Linked DNA regions of Homo sapiens: region 2 is linked to region 1. A link is a contact called in ENCODE Hi-C or POLR2A ChIA-PET data. All regions are on one chromosome and are shown on one strand. The core of a region is the stretch at or near the end of the contact, and the rest is flanking DNA. Distances in the headings are between cores, read along the strand shown.

What was found. Hi-C counts contacts between places; a loop is a spot of excess contacts on that map. ChIA-PET counts read pairs that join two places held with the same protein, here RNA polymerase II (POLR2A). Pooled maps may share reads with other maps.
Region 2: a map of endothelial cell of hepatic sinusoid shows a loop between it and region 1 (4-fold over the local background). The contact joins two enhancer-like sites. A Hi-C loop is called at or near these places in 1 of 168 maps with a recorded cell type or tissue (endothelial cell of hepatic sinusoid) and 1 of 50 pooled maps. POLR2A ChIA-PET finds 5 or more read pairs at or near these places in 7 of 52 experiments (B cell, CD4-positive, alpha-beta T cell, CD4-positive, alpha-beta memory T cell and 4 more).

The regions. Positions count from the first base shown.
Region 1 is chr6:156,395,706-156,402,553 of GRCh38, forward strand. No RefSeq gene overlaps it. Among named protein-coding and RNA genes, the nearest start is that of SNORD28B, 20 kb to the left of the region's middle. RefSeq lists a silencer at 469-518 and enhancers at 800-1,330, 1,331-1,860. Within about 2 kb of position 1,251, at least 6 of the 41 ENCODE cell types and tissues checked have a DNase peak (open chromatin) inside an H3K27ac peak, as active enhancers do.
Region 2 is chr6:156,434,901-156,441,268 of GRCh38, forward strand. No RefSeq gene overlaps it. Among named protein-coding and RNA genes, the nearest start is that of SNORD28B, 59 kb to the left of the region's middle. Within about 2 kb of position 2,796, at least 2 of the 41 ENCODE cell types and tissues checked have a DNase peak (open chromatin) inside an H3K27ac peak, as active enhancers do.

The DNA of each region.
Region 1 (6,848 bases), core at 1-2,500:
CAGGTCAGTCAAGCCAACAGAAAATGGTAAATTCACATTTATGGTGTGAACCAAGGCCATCACTAATAAAACTGTAACCTCGCTGGTGGAATACTGAAATATGTCTTGACATCTTTGCAAGAGTTGTAAAGAGAGCCTGGAAAAGAAAAGGAAAGCCCAAGCATTGTTTGCATTTTCTTTTTGCATTTCATTCAGCAAAGACTTTTTAAAAACTTAGTAGAGGGTGATACCAGATGTATTTAGTCTGCAGTATGGCCAGCCTTTAAGTACATGAAGTAATCCCGTCCAAACAGCAGCACAAGTGCCTCAGTTATCTCAGGTAACCAGTTTGGAAACAGCAAGAGGGCTTTGGGTTAAATATCAGAAAATATTCATAAGACACCATAACAACAGAAACAGAGTCGAACTAAAACTTTGTGGCAAAGCCAATATGTAAATCACAGCTGGTGATTTCTGTTAGGAACTTTGGTTTGGGAGGTTTCACAGCTTCATCTCCAAAGCCCCGATTCAAAACCACAATGTTCAGCAAGTCAGTGAGATTTCATGCTTTTATCTGAAACCCAGACCGACAAATGCATCTCTTGATGCAATTCAGGATCTCTGAATCTTCGCTAAAGAACCGAGCTAACCCATGGAACGCAATCTCAAAGCCTTGCTCTTACCCAGAGAAGCACAGTTGCCACTTAAAGGTTCAATAAAAGGAGAGGTAGGGAAATGCCTGCTGCCACAGCCCATTAGTTGCTACATTTAAACCCCTACCACAGTAACCAAATGTGATTGAGGTTTCAGAAGGAAACCTACACGGTATGAAATGTAGCAATCATTGGTCTATAAATATAGGATGTTATTCACTGTCAAGTACTTTCTCTAAAGGAGGGGTAGGGGGAATTCTTACTGCAAAGGTAGGTTGCAAAATTTTTTCACCTAGAAATAATTTAGAAACCGGCTGGGGCACAATCTCATAATGTCTCAGGTGCAAAAAGTTTCTGATGCACCGGAAACAAAAGCTGGCAAAACAAAAGCGACGTCAGTTGTCTCTCTGTTCTACCAATTGAAGCTTGGGTGTAAAAGGAGAATGTTTTTTAAATCCAGGGATTAGTGAGGGACGCTAACCCCTGAACCGGGATTACTGAGGGACAGAGAAAGAAAATGTAGAGGAGGAAAAAGGAACATTTTACAAAAGATTTCCTTCGTAACTACCTTCAGACCCCGGGGCTGCAGAAAGGAGTAGGCGGCTGCGGTGTCCTGGGCCCTGCGCGTCCACGCGTGGGAGGCGAGGCCAAGGCTGCCAGGAGGCGCTCCCGCACCCCAGGTGCGCTCCTCCAAGGAGGCCCACCCGCCTCCGCTGGCCCAGTTTTCGCTGTTTTCTCGGCGCACCACGGCGCCTGCAGTTAGTAGGCAATCCATCCCCCCGAGCTGCAGCGAGTTAAGCTGCAGGCCTTTTGTAACGGCCTCAGGTGTGAGCTGCCGCAAGCCCCCCCCACCCCCACCCCCGACCAGAGGATCACCGGCCCGGCCGAGAGGACTAGGAGCCAGGTGTGCGAGGCCGAGGGATCCACGCCGTTCCCGCCCAGCGCCCCCTGGGTTATTAGGCCTCGCTCCCCCACACAGCCCAGCTGGTAGCGAGGCCGGAATCAGGGCCCTCCGTCGGAGCTCCCACCTTTAAAAGAACGCGTCCAGAGGGCGGAGCCAGCTTAAAAGCGGGTCGAGACATTCACCTGTGGTTAGGCAAAGACACGAGAGAAATAGTTAATTCCTCAGGTGCCCCAAATCACAATAGAGCTCGGGAAGGAGGAACAACTTGACAGAGAAAAGAGGACAGGACATTGATCAGGGAAGATGTCTGCAGAGCTTGAGGTTGGGGGATTGGGTTCCAACCAGGGAAGGTAATTCTGCAAAATTGGAACACACAGGCCCTCTGTCTGTAGGCAAGTCTGACAAAGGGCACAATCCAGGAAATGGAATCGAGATGCGTCCCCTGCCTCTCAGCCTACTGACCCACTTTCCTCCGGCTACGTCTCCCCCAGATCCATGCCCCTCCTTAAATCTTCCTGCTAGCCCAGAGGGAGGAAGGATGAGGCCTGGGGATCACAATGTAGGTGGAACGAGAAACCTGGGTCTGTTTGACAGTTTCAGAAGCAAAGAAGCGTCTCTCTCTTTCCCAAAAAAAAAATCCTTTCTGAGCCCCCCTCACTCAGTCCCACCATACATACATACACAATGCACCTGAGGAGACCTCCAACTCCCTGTCAAGGAGGCTGAATTTCTACACGTAGTCGCTCATTTTGTTTAAAGCGCAGAAAACATCTGCACCTAATAAAAGATGTTAGTGTGCCATTCTAGAAAAGAGAAGCCTTTGATACATTCTTTGGTGTTAATGCTGCGGCATGAAGTATTTTCCCAGATTGCAGTCTGTTATCTGAATGGGGCAAAGATTCCCTAAGTGAAGGGAATATTGAAAGAAAGTTCTGGAGCATGCAATCCTGTCCAGTTGAAGTACTGCAGGAAAAGGAAGCACGCACACACATATGTACACAAATGCACACTCATACAGGCAAATCCTCCATGACTGTGCCTCAGAATCACCTTATTCAATTGACAGAAGCACAGTGTGACTACCATACTTTTGTTACATCCATGAAGTGTGTGTAAAGAAACACAAGTCACACGATCCTTGGCTGGCATGGCTGCCTCTGCCCTGCAAGTGCCCATGGCCACAGGGAGTTGCAATGGTACCAGCATGGGCTTTGCATTAAGTATATTTAGGTTTGAATCCTAATTCTCGCACCTTCTGACACAACCACCTGAATTCAAGTTCTGGTTCTTGCTCTCAGAAGCTGTGTGGTCTTGGGCAGGTGACCTGACTTCCCTGCCTCTCTGTTTCCTCATCTGCAGTGAGTGTAGTAACCTCAGACAATCCATGCAAAGCACTTAGCGTGGTGCCCGCCACGTGCTCAATAAAAATGAACTATCATCACTTCAATTATTAACCATTAGATTTTGGGTAATTTTCCTGCTCTCAGCCTCAGATTCCTCATCTGTAACATGGAGATGATCTTATCTACTTTGACAGGAATATTATGCAGGTTGAAGGAGATATTATGTAGGAGAGTTAGGGAGCACTCAACAGATGACAGCAGTGATGGTGATTAGGAGAAGGAGGATGAGGATGATTTTGACGTTAAATATGTTCAAGCCAAGCCAGAATATTCACAGGTACCAGCCCAAGCCCACCCGTTAACAGGAAAGGTAAGCACCCATTCACCCCTGCCTGCCCCTGGATGGTGACAATATTTGTCTCATCAGGTGGATTCTCTTTGGCCTAATTAGTTTTACGCAATTAGGTCTGAAACTACATATGATATAACCCAAATTCAGGGAATCTCAGCTATTTAATTGTTTCTTTCCTTTTTCCCTTTTCTCTAAGCTCTGATGTAAGGTAGTGTCTCAGGTAATTGACTCATCTGCCCGTATTTGTTCATTACAGCTGTTGCTAGGAAGTTATTATGTAAATGGCCCTGCTCCTCAATCTCCATTATGCTTTCTTCTTGTTATTGTGAGATGGAATTAAGTGCTAGCCCTGTATTGAGTTTTTATTAGAGTCTTTTTATACTTTCTTATTTTTCTCTCCTCCTTTATCAGTCCCTTTAGAAGTTAATCCTTTTAAGGACTTTAAAGAAGATGCAGAAATTCTTGAGCACCTTGGTGGGGAAGGGGGCTGGATTTCAAAGTGGGTTGAGCCTCTCCTTCTTCATTGTGTTGATATTTAGTACCTGGCTTCTTTAATTTTCAAAAAAAAATCAAATTTAAAACATCATCATGCTCCTATAAGCTTCACTACTTCTGATAATCAAATAGCAGGTTTCAACTTGACACATGGATAGGGTAGCAGTGTGCCACGTTCATTACCATCCCTTCTACTGGATTAGGTAACTGAGTCTAATAAAGATAAAAAGCTTCCAAGATAAAAGGAAAAAACAAACACTAGTACCAAAAGTAAACAATAAATTAAATAACTAGCACAAAACCAATTTGGAAATATAGGATTAGGATGTTGCTTTATTTTTTTGCCACATTGCAAAAGATATTTGTTACATGTTCCAAAGTGCAGAGTCAATATAATTTTCACCCCCTAAAGGTATACCGCACATGTATGAAGATTTCAAAACCAGCCCAGCAGGATTTCCAACAAATGGAAAGTGAAGTTGCACATTTCATTTCAGATACCTGTTTCTAAATCATTGATTTTTGTAGAAATGTCACACTGTACTGAAGAGAAGTCTCTCTTTCTCAATAAGCATACAGCCAACTTCCCAGAAAATGCCAACGTTTTTAGTTAAGACAGAAAGCTTCAGAAAAGCCCATGAAATTCAACTCACTCTCCCACCTTATGCACACAATATCCAGCGACTTCAGTTACACACCAGCCTTCATCCCTGCACTTCAGGGGGAGTTTTAAGCCTAAAACAAGGAGTGAATTGGCCCTACCCCTGCTGAAAATTTGTGGGAAGAACAGTGGGAATCAACTACTTACTCTTTAGTTTCAATACACAGAGGAGAAAGGGTTAGACTTATTGCTCAGGGTAATAAGGTCAAAGCTGTAAGGGGTAAAAAGACTGCAGGTTTACACATGTAGTTTTATTTTTCACGATGCTTTAACCTTCAAGCCAAATCTTCAAAGACTAGAACCAGCACTCTAAGAATAGAACACATGTTCAAATTCAGTGTCTCCACCAAAACTATGTACATTTAACTTAAAAGAAGAGATGATGGCTGGAAAACAAATAGAGGAAACAAGAATGAAAAATTCTAGATAAATGTTGAATCTGAGTAAAGTGTCTATAAGGGTTCATTATTACTATTTTCACTATTAATACTTTTGTGTGTGTTTGAGAATTTTCGCAGTGAAGTATTTCATGGAGTCCCTCTTACTCAAAGAAGATTGGGAATCACTAGACCAGAGGGTAGAACGGTGACTCAGCCATTTATCTCGTGGAGGAAGGCAAGAATAGTTCCACTGAATAGTGCTTACATTTCTCTGAGGCTCTTGGGCATCAGCATAAAGATGTTCAATGTTCTTTGGTTAAGAGGACCATCCTTCTCAAGAATCATGGTGGCGGATTATGACTTCTCCCCCCTGAAGGCTGAGCTCAATGTGCTTATTGGCCTAATGTCAGTTTTAGAAAAAACTGGGGAGAAGACCTTTGACTGTGGCTAACTATACACAACACAAAGCTTGATGTGGGGTGAATAAAACAGGCAGCAGGGGTAGAGACAGGCAGTAATTTCATAAATGCACTAAAGTGCTAGAGGTGCTATATTAGAAGGAATAGTGGGGTACAGACAAGACAGGGAATCAGAAAAAGTTTCCTAAAGGAGGTGAATCTCAGCAACTTCCTGCACAGCCTGCTGTACAGTCCACAATTCCCAGTCCATTGTAGGTGGTAAGTACTTATTGAATGTTATTGAACACTGTCACCACTCTTTCTTAAAAATTGTCCGTGGCTCAACTCTAAACACAAAATGAAATCCAAATTCTTCAGCCAGTCACTCAGGGCCCTTCATAGCCAGACAACATCCTCCTTTCCAATCTATCCAGACTTATCTCCTGCAATCCCATCTGATATAGTCTGGCTCTGTATCCCCACCCAAATCTTGTCTTGAATTGTAATCAAAATTGTAATCCCCAAGTGTTTGGGAAGGGACCTCATGGGAGGTAATTAGATCATGAGGCAGTTTCCCCCATGCTGTTCTCATGATAGTGATAGTGAGTTCTCATGAGATCTGATGGTTGTATAAGGGGATTTTCCCCCCTTGGCTCTGCATTTCTCTCTCCTGCCGCCATGTGAAGAAGAAAGTGTTTGCTTCCCCTTCCATCATGATTGTCAGTTTCCTGAGGCACCCCACCCCAGCCATACAGAACTGTGAGTCAATTAAATCTCTTTCCTTTATAAATTACCCAGTCTTGGGCAGTTCTTTATAGCAGCGTGAGAACAGATTAATACACTATCTCTGCCTCCAGTCAATCTCAGGGAGCTCATTTCTCCAAACTTCCCTGAACCCTGATAACTCAGCATGTCCAGGTTGCATCTGTGCCCAGCCTAGCACCTCCAAAAGTGAGAGGAAAAGAGAAAGATGCAGGTCCTGAGGTGAGGCCAGGTGGATGCCATTTGCAGCAACAGGGAGAGTCAGGGAGGACGAGTGGCTTCTGCTATAGAACCTCACCAAAAAGTAGGCAAGTCTGTCAATAGTTAAGAAAAATGTTTTCCATTATAAGGCCTCTGCACCCAGATAAAATCCTCCACAATCAGTTCCACAGAGGGAATGCTGCCCTACTTAAAGAAAGGTTTTCTGAAACATTTCTGAATCAGGAGTTCCTAAGTATTCACATGTAGAGTTTATTTTATGTCCTCCAGATCCAAAATACTGTCTCGGTTTTCATTCCTCCAGAAGCAAATGCTAATACAAGGATTTGGGTACAATTAAGTGATTTGGGAGGTGCCCATAGCCTTGCAGGGGAAGGGGCACATCAGACAGAGAAGGAAAGAAGCCAATAAGGAGTGTGTTGTGGAGCAGGTGACAACTGCAGGCAATGGGACCTTAATCCCACTGAGGAGCTCGAGACATTCCATTTAATCTCAGCTCAAGCTGAGACTATCCCATGGGGTAAAGTAGCTGTGATAATTATCTACCAAGTACTGTCAATCATTGGTTGATAACATAAGGAGGGGAGAGTCATCTGGGTTCTGCAGTGGGCCTGTCCTCCTCCCCATGCAGGGCCTCACAGCTCTGGTAGCCAGAGAAAACCTTCAGGCAATGAGGTGTAAGTGTGGGAGGTGGAAGCCAGG
Region 2 (6,368 bases), core at 1,546-4,045, 41 kb after region 1:
ATCTGCCACTTCATTGCCTGACATTTAAATACAGGTTGACACATTTAAATCCAACCCTAACCACACCAGGAAGTGACAGCACGTTATAAAATAATAAATGTGATATCATTAGGGGAGGTGACAAAACCCATTGTTTGTTTTCTGGGCCTCTTCCATGTATTTGGCAGCACTGTCCCAGATGTTTGAGATCATTTTAATTCAGCTGTAAGCCTATCTGTTAAAAAGAAACACAAATATCACACCTGATACCCATTCAAGTTAAATATCCTATGATTATAACAGTAGAACAGGATCACCTTTGTGTTGACCACAAAGTTAAACTCAGTTACCTCCAATTGCCTCCACCTCCACCTCTTGACTGATTTCTGTGGTCTCAACGCAAGTGGGACAAATGGAGTGGCCAGGAGACAACCCAACAAAGCCGCACAGGGCCAAGGAATCTGCACATCTCACAGCCTTCCCAGCACCCACTTCCCATCCTTAATGACTTTCAAGGTTAAAACACACTTCTTTTCAAAGTCAAAGCAGTGGGCAGCTTCATGGCAGCTCTGCAAAGCATACTCCAGTTCTGAAAATGTGCCCACTGCCACCATGTTAAAAGGAAGAGCTGCTTTAATCTCCAGCTGATTGTCAGGGCTAAAGAAAGTCATGCCAGGCAGTAGCCAAGCCAACCCGGGCTGGCTGCATTAACAAACAGAAGAGCACCTGGACACCCATGGTACAGCAAACAGCCGAGATGGTGAGAGGAGGAAGAGGGGCCAGAGCATCTTAACAGGGTCAGAATGACCCTCCAGAGACACCCTGCAGAGACCCCAAGTATCACCCCAAAGTGATCCAAGAAAGGCCTCATGCTTAGGCGCCAGGGACAACTGTTACTGGCGGTGCTGGGCAATGCATTGTCAGTGTACTACTTTGAATGCCATTCCCAAGCCCTCTAAACATTAGTAAAATGATATTTTCATTAAGAATAAAAATACAATTATCAAAATCTTTCCATTCTCATTCTATGACCAGAAAATGAGGAAGACAAGGAGAATGGAGAAAAGTCATCCACAATTCCCACCTTTATATCATAGCCTCTGAAACAAAACATAAGGAAAATAGTCTATCAAGTGGCTCCAGGTGGTGAGCGATGTACAACTGTCGCTGAGAAAATGGGGTGGAATACGTAAGCTTGCTTTCTAGATGTTTGGTGGTCTCTTTTTCTAGGAAGGAACTGATGCTATAGAATTGTAGGGGCTTTGTTTTTGTTTGTCAGATTTGATAGGAAACTGAGAGTTCATCTTGTCCAAATGCCCATGGTGCAGATCAGCTGGGAGGCTGCTCTGAGGCCCACCCTCCAGCCTTCACCTCTTTCCCAGATTGCCTTGCCAACGGCCTCATGGCTGGTAGAGCCCATGGGAAGCACCGGCTGGACCCTAAAAGGCAGGGGAAAGGAAAGGCCAGGACATTGGTCCTCCTGTTTCAATGTCAGTAGGAGGTCCCCGCCAAAGGCTGCATCTCCTCTGAGGCTCCAGGCCCAGACAAGGCCCCTCTCCATGGCCATTGGTCCCTCTGGGTATCCCCCGTGGGGTTTTAGCACTAGCCAGAAGACCACCTTCTGGCTACCCTCGAAGACCACCTTCCCCTTTGTTCCTCCAGCCCTACGTATGTAGATACATCTTGTTCATTCTTATCTCCAGATGGCCTCCTTGCCCAGTGTCACCAATCCCCAAATCTCCTTAGTCTAGACTACATAGAGTGGATTCTGGCACCCTGGATCAATGCTGACTGCTGTACTTAACGGATGAATCCTCTCTACAATGCCTCTCAGGAAGCTTTCTAGGCTTTGCTTAAATGCTTCCAAAGACTTGGAACTTATTACCTCAAAGCTTCCTTGCACAAATAGATTAGCTGGACTATCTTCCTTCTGTCCCACCTGCCTCCCACTTACCTTTAGCCCAGAGCTTCATAGAATTGGTCCAAGCTCACTCTCAGCACCAGAACCCCTAGGTGCCACTCCCATGCAAAGGAAAGGTTAGGGTTGAGTTTGTGGTCTGATCTGAAGGGCAGTTAGAAGGTCCCTCCTGAAATCTCACCAATTATGATTCATTTCATAAGACTAAAACACTGACACCTCAAAGTATCCACGTTACAAAAATACTGCATTCGTGGGAAATGCACAAAGCTGCCATCATGGACTGAAAGCTTCGCAGGAATTTATTCTATGTCTTTCCTTACAGTGATTGGCTGACAACAGGGCTCTTTGGAAAGGGATCTTGATGAAATGAGGGCTGGGGAGGAATGCCTTTGGAGCATCCAGGAGTCCTGGGGTAGAGACAGCCTGCGAAAGTGGCCCACAGCTGGGGCTGTGAGCTGCCAGAGGAGAAATTCTCTGAGCAGTGAGACACACATCAGAGAGCGCAGAGGGGAGAGTTCCTGCAAACAGCGACCACGCGGCAGCTTTGCTGGGATGATCCTGCACACCTTTTCTCAGCCTATCTTCCAGGGTCCCCTCCTGCCCCTTCTTGCACTCCAGCGGACAGAAGCTGCGGCCATGCTTACCTTCACTCCAACAAATAAAAAGAAGGAAAATGCCAACAAAATGATTGCTTGCATTCATATGTGCCGTTCCTGCAAGTTTAGCATATTTCACTGGTAAGCACTGCAGGAAGTAAAAAATACTGCTCAAGAGGAGATTTTATCCAGCTGCCCTCTTCCCAGAAAGTAAACAGATAATAAAATAAATCTAATCAGCATTCCTTTTCACTTAGCTGAAATTAAATTTTACTCATCATGGGTAAGTAGCTAATTACATGTTTAGTGTAAAGAAAATTCCGAGGACATTACCTTATTTACTTTCTTCTTGTGTCAATAGATGAGGGACATTGGCATTCAGATGGAGGTGGCAACAGCTGGCGGCTTATGTCAATGTACCTTTTATGGCCTGAATTCAGAGCTACACAAAGCAAACAGGGGAGACGCTGGAATTAAATTGTCTTCGACCCCAAATCTAGGCAATCGCCCATTGATTTATAGCAACTGCAAGTTCTGATGAAATTGCTTCTAAAATGGATTGATCCCTGGAGTCTAAGTGCTTTTTTTAAGCCAAAATTTCTTGAGTGCTTATCATGAACTAGGTATTTCTTATAGATTTTTATCACAACCCAGGAGGTAAGTCCTCTTTTTATACCCATTTCACAGTGGTAGAAACCCAAGCTTAAAGGCTAAACAACACCTCCAAGGTCAATCAGCTGGTAAGTGAGAGACCAAAATCTGTCTGACATCAAAGACAATACTTTTCATGGTGTGGTTGCCTCTGCCACAAAGGGGCTTCTTTCGGGGCCACACTACAGCTGCCACATGTTCACACTATGTGAGCCCAAGAGTTCTGAGGCTCTAGATCAGGAATGAAAGATAAAAAAGAAAACTCAAAATGCCATGCTTGATCACAGAACCAGTCATCTCTCACCTGCTCAAACCATCGCCTTTTGTCCTGTATCAAGAAAACATCCGGCTTCAGAGCTACCTTTAGGGTGACAGACCTCATACATGGCCACTTGCTTCTCGGCGCGATATCACTCCCCTAAGCTTTCCACTCAGGAAGTCGCTCCTGTATGCTGCACACTGGCAGAGAACACACTTGCTCTCTGTAAAGTGTTTAGGGAATTCAGCAGACTGTACAATCCGTAGTGTTGTTAATGAGAGCTGTGTGTTTAATTCCCCATGCTCTGAGCAGGACCCAGGGGTATTCTTTTTTAACTCGGGAAACACACAAATGCAAATAATTCCATACCAATAGAACTGCCCTGAATTAGTAAGGCTTAAATGAGTCTGTGCACAATTATTCCAGCTCCTGATCATTACTCATCGAAGCTTATGTGTATGTCATTACATTTTTCTTTTAACACACTCCAAACAAATGTCTCCAGTCTCTGGAAAAGAAACTTTTGCAGTCTATTTTTTTTTTTTTTTCCAGTTTCAGATATCCTAGGTCGTTGTCAACATCCTACCAGCTTTTTCATTCAATCTATTTTTTTCTATAGCTATTTTGAATCTTATCTGGAGATACAGTTAAATAAAATCTGTTTGAACCTAAAGACTTGAATTTGTCACATGCAGCCTCTAGACAATAAATAAAAAGAAACAAGGCCAATCACCCTGTCTAGGTGATGGCTACAACTACCAGAGAAAAGTATTTTCCCTCCATGATGAAAAGTCCATTGCAGCAATGATTGCTCAGCAATGGATGTTCCCATCAAAACATGCCCCCAAAGAGTTTCTCCCAGGTTTAGCATAGAGAACAGAAGCTATAATGCTTTTATTTATAGTGACCTGGGAGATAGATTAGCTCATTTAAAGGATACTTAAGACCATAACAAAAGTCATCAACTTTTGATGGTGCCCAACCCTCCCTGGGGAACAAATTCTTCCAGGTTATGTTTCCAGAGACCAACCAGAGATACAGGAATAAAAAGGTGTTCCCATACCACCTGAATGCAGATTGCCAGACCACAGCTAGGTCCTATTGAAAATCATACACTTAGGAAGGACTTACCCCAAGGGAAGAAGTTGGGCAGTACGGGGTACTGTTTTGGGTACCTATCCAAACTAAAACTGCCATTTTAGAGAATCCACCAAAATATATCTGACATCATGTTACCTGAGACCTGGTGGAGAAATACTGTGGGAGGAGGGAGGCAATCCACAAATTTCAGCTTTACTGTGAATTTTTAGTCTCACATTGCAAGGACTCCTTCCTCGTCCCTACTGACACCTGTTCTTGCCTGTAAATTAGGATGTAAAACTTACCGCCCCTTCCCAAAAGACTGAAGGTAGCCTTTGAATTCCTTTCATTTGTATCAATCGGTTATGATTTAACACTGACTGAAAACATAGGCCATCTATCTTCCACTTCCTGTCTTTCTGACTCAGTGGCCCCCTTTTTATCCACTCCACTCTGCCCAGTCTATTTTCATTTGGGGTGAATCACTTCTTCCTCACGAGTTTCTCCATTTTCTCCCCTTCCCTCACCCTCTTGGATTTTCCCTTTCAAATAAAGAAAGTAAATTGGCTTATTGTTTATTATTTCTTAGAACTCTGTGCCTGTTTATAAACTTCCATTGTTTAGTATTTGGAAATGTTATAAGATAATTTTGTAAGAAATGTTAGAAGATGTGGGAAACCCAGGATTTTTTTTCTAATATTGCTCTTAATTTGAAATATGTGCCAGAGTGGTCTAGTATCGACCATAAATGAACCCCTCAACACAAGAATTACAGGTTCCCAAACCCTAGGAACTGATTATGGGTTGACAAATCCAATTACAGTGATTTTTCCTATAACAATAAATGTGTTCCTAAAATTCTTCATGTTATGGAATTTCACATAATTAAAAAATATATATGGCAGATGACATCAGTGCTTCAAACATTTCCCCTCACCTTCTTCACTTGATTGCAGGTGAGCCAGACTGACCACAACCTGTCCCTGTAGACAGGGTCTCTCTGGCCTCTGAAGCCCTTTGCCTGTCCATGTAGAGGATTAGAAGTGCTAGGAAATTCATGCCTCCCAGGACCAGTTCTAACCAAGACCTCACAGGAGTTAGAGGGAAAATACTCCAGTTCCCTTGGCCCTCCAGCACTGGCTCCTTGACATTCCCTGGAGAGGTTACGCTCTAGTCGCCCACACTTGTGGCTGTCCTAACATACTCTCTGTTCATTGCCTTCTTCTCTGGGTGTCATTTCCCCACTCCCCTTCTAATATTTCCTTCATCTCTCAGTTAAACTACTTACACTCTAATTTTTGTCTCAGCGTCTTCTCCTGGAGATCTTAAATTAAGACATAGGGCCACTCAAAACCTTTCTGTTTTTTTAAGTGGAGAAGGAAGGAAGGAAGGAAGGAGAGAAAGAGAGAAAAGAGAAGAGGAAAGAAAGGAAGAAAGAGAGAGAGAGAGAGAAAGAAAAAGAAAGAAAGAAAGAAAGAGAAAGAAAGAAAGAAAGAGAAAGAAAGAAAGAAAGAGAAAGAAAGAAATGAAGAAAAGAAAAGAAAAAGACGGGAAAAACAGGAAAGAAAGGAAGAGAAAGAAAGAGAAAGGAGGGAGGGAGGGAGGGAAAGAGAAGATGAAGCAACAATACCACTATTAAAATGCTACCAAACTTTAAACATGTTACATTCTTAATTTTAAAAAAATGTATCTTTTGATGAATTACCTTGACAAATAGCATGAATATTCCTTAGGAAGTAGGTGTATGAAATGCTGTGCCTTTTGACTTATGAAGATGAGGTAGAAGCAAGGACATCCTAGTTTTCAGCACAGAACATTGCAATACTAGAGGCTGATAGCTATGGCTCACTGTCCGCTATTTCTGTCTTCTACATTGACTTAA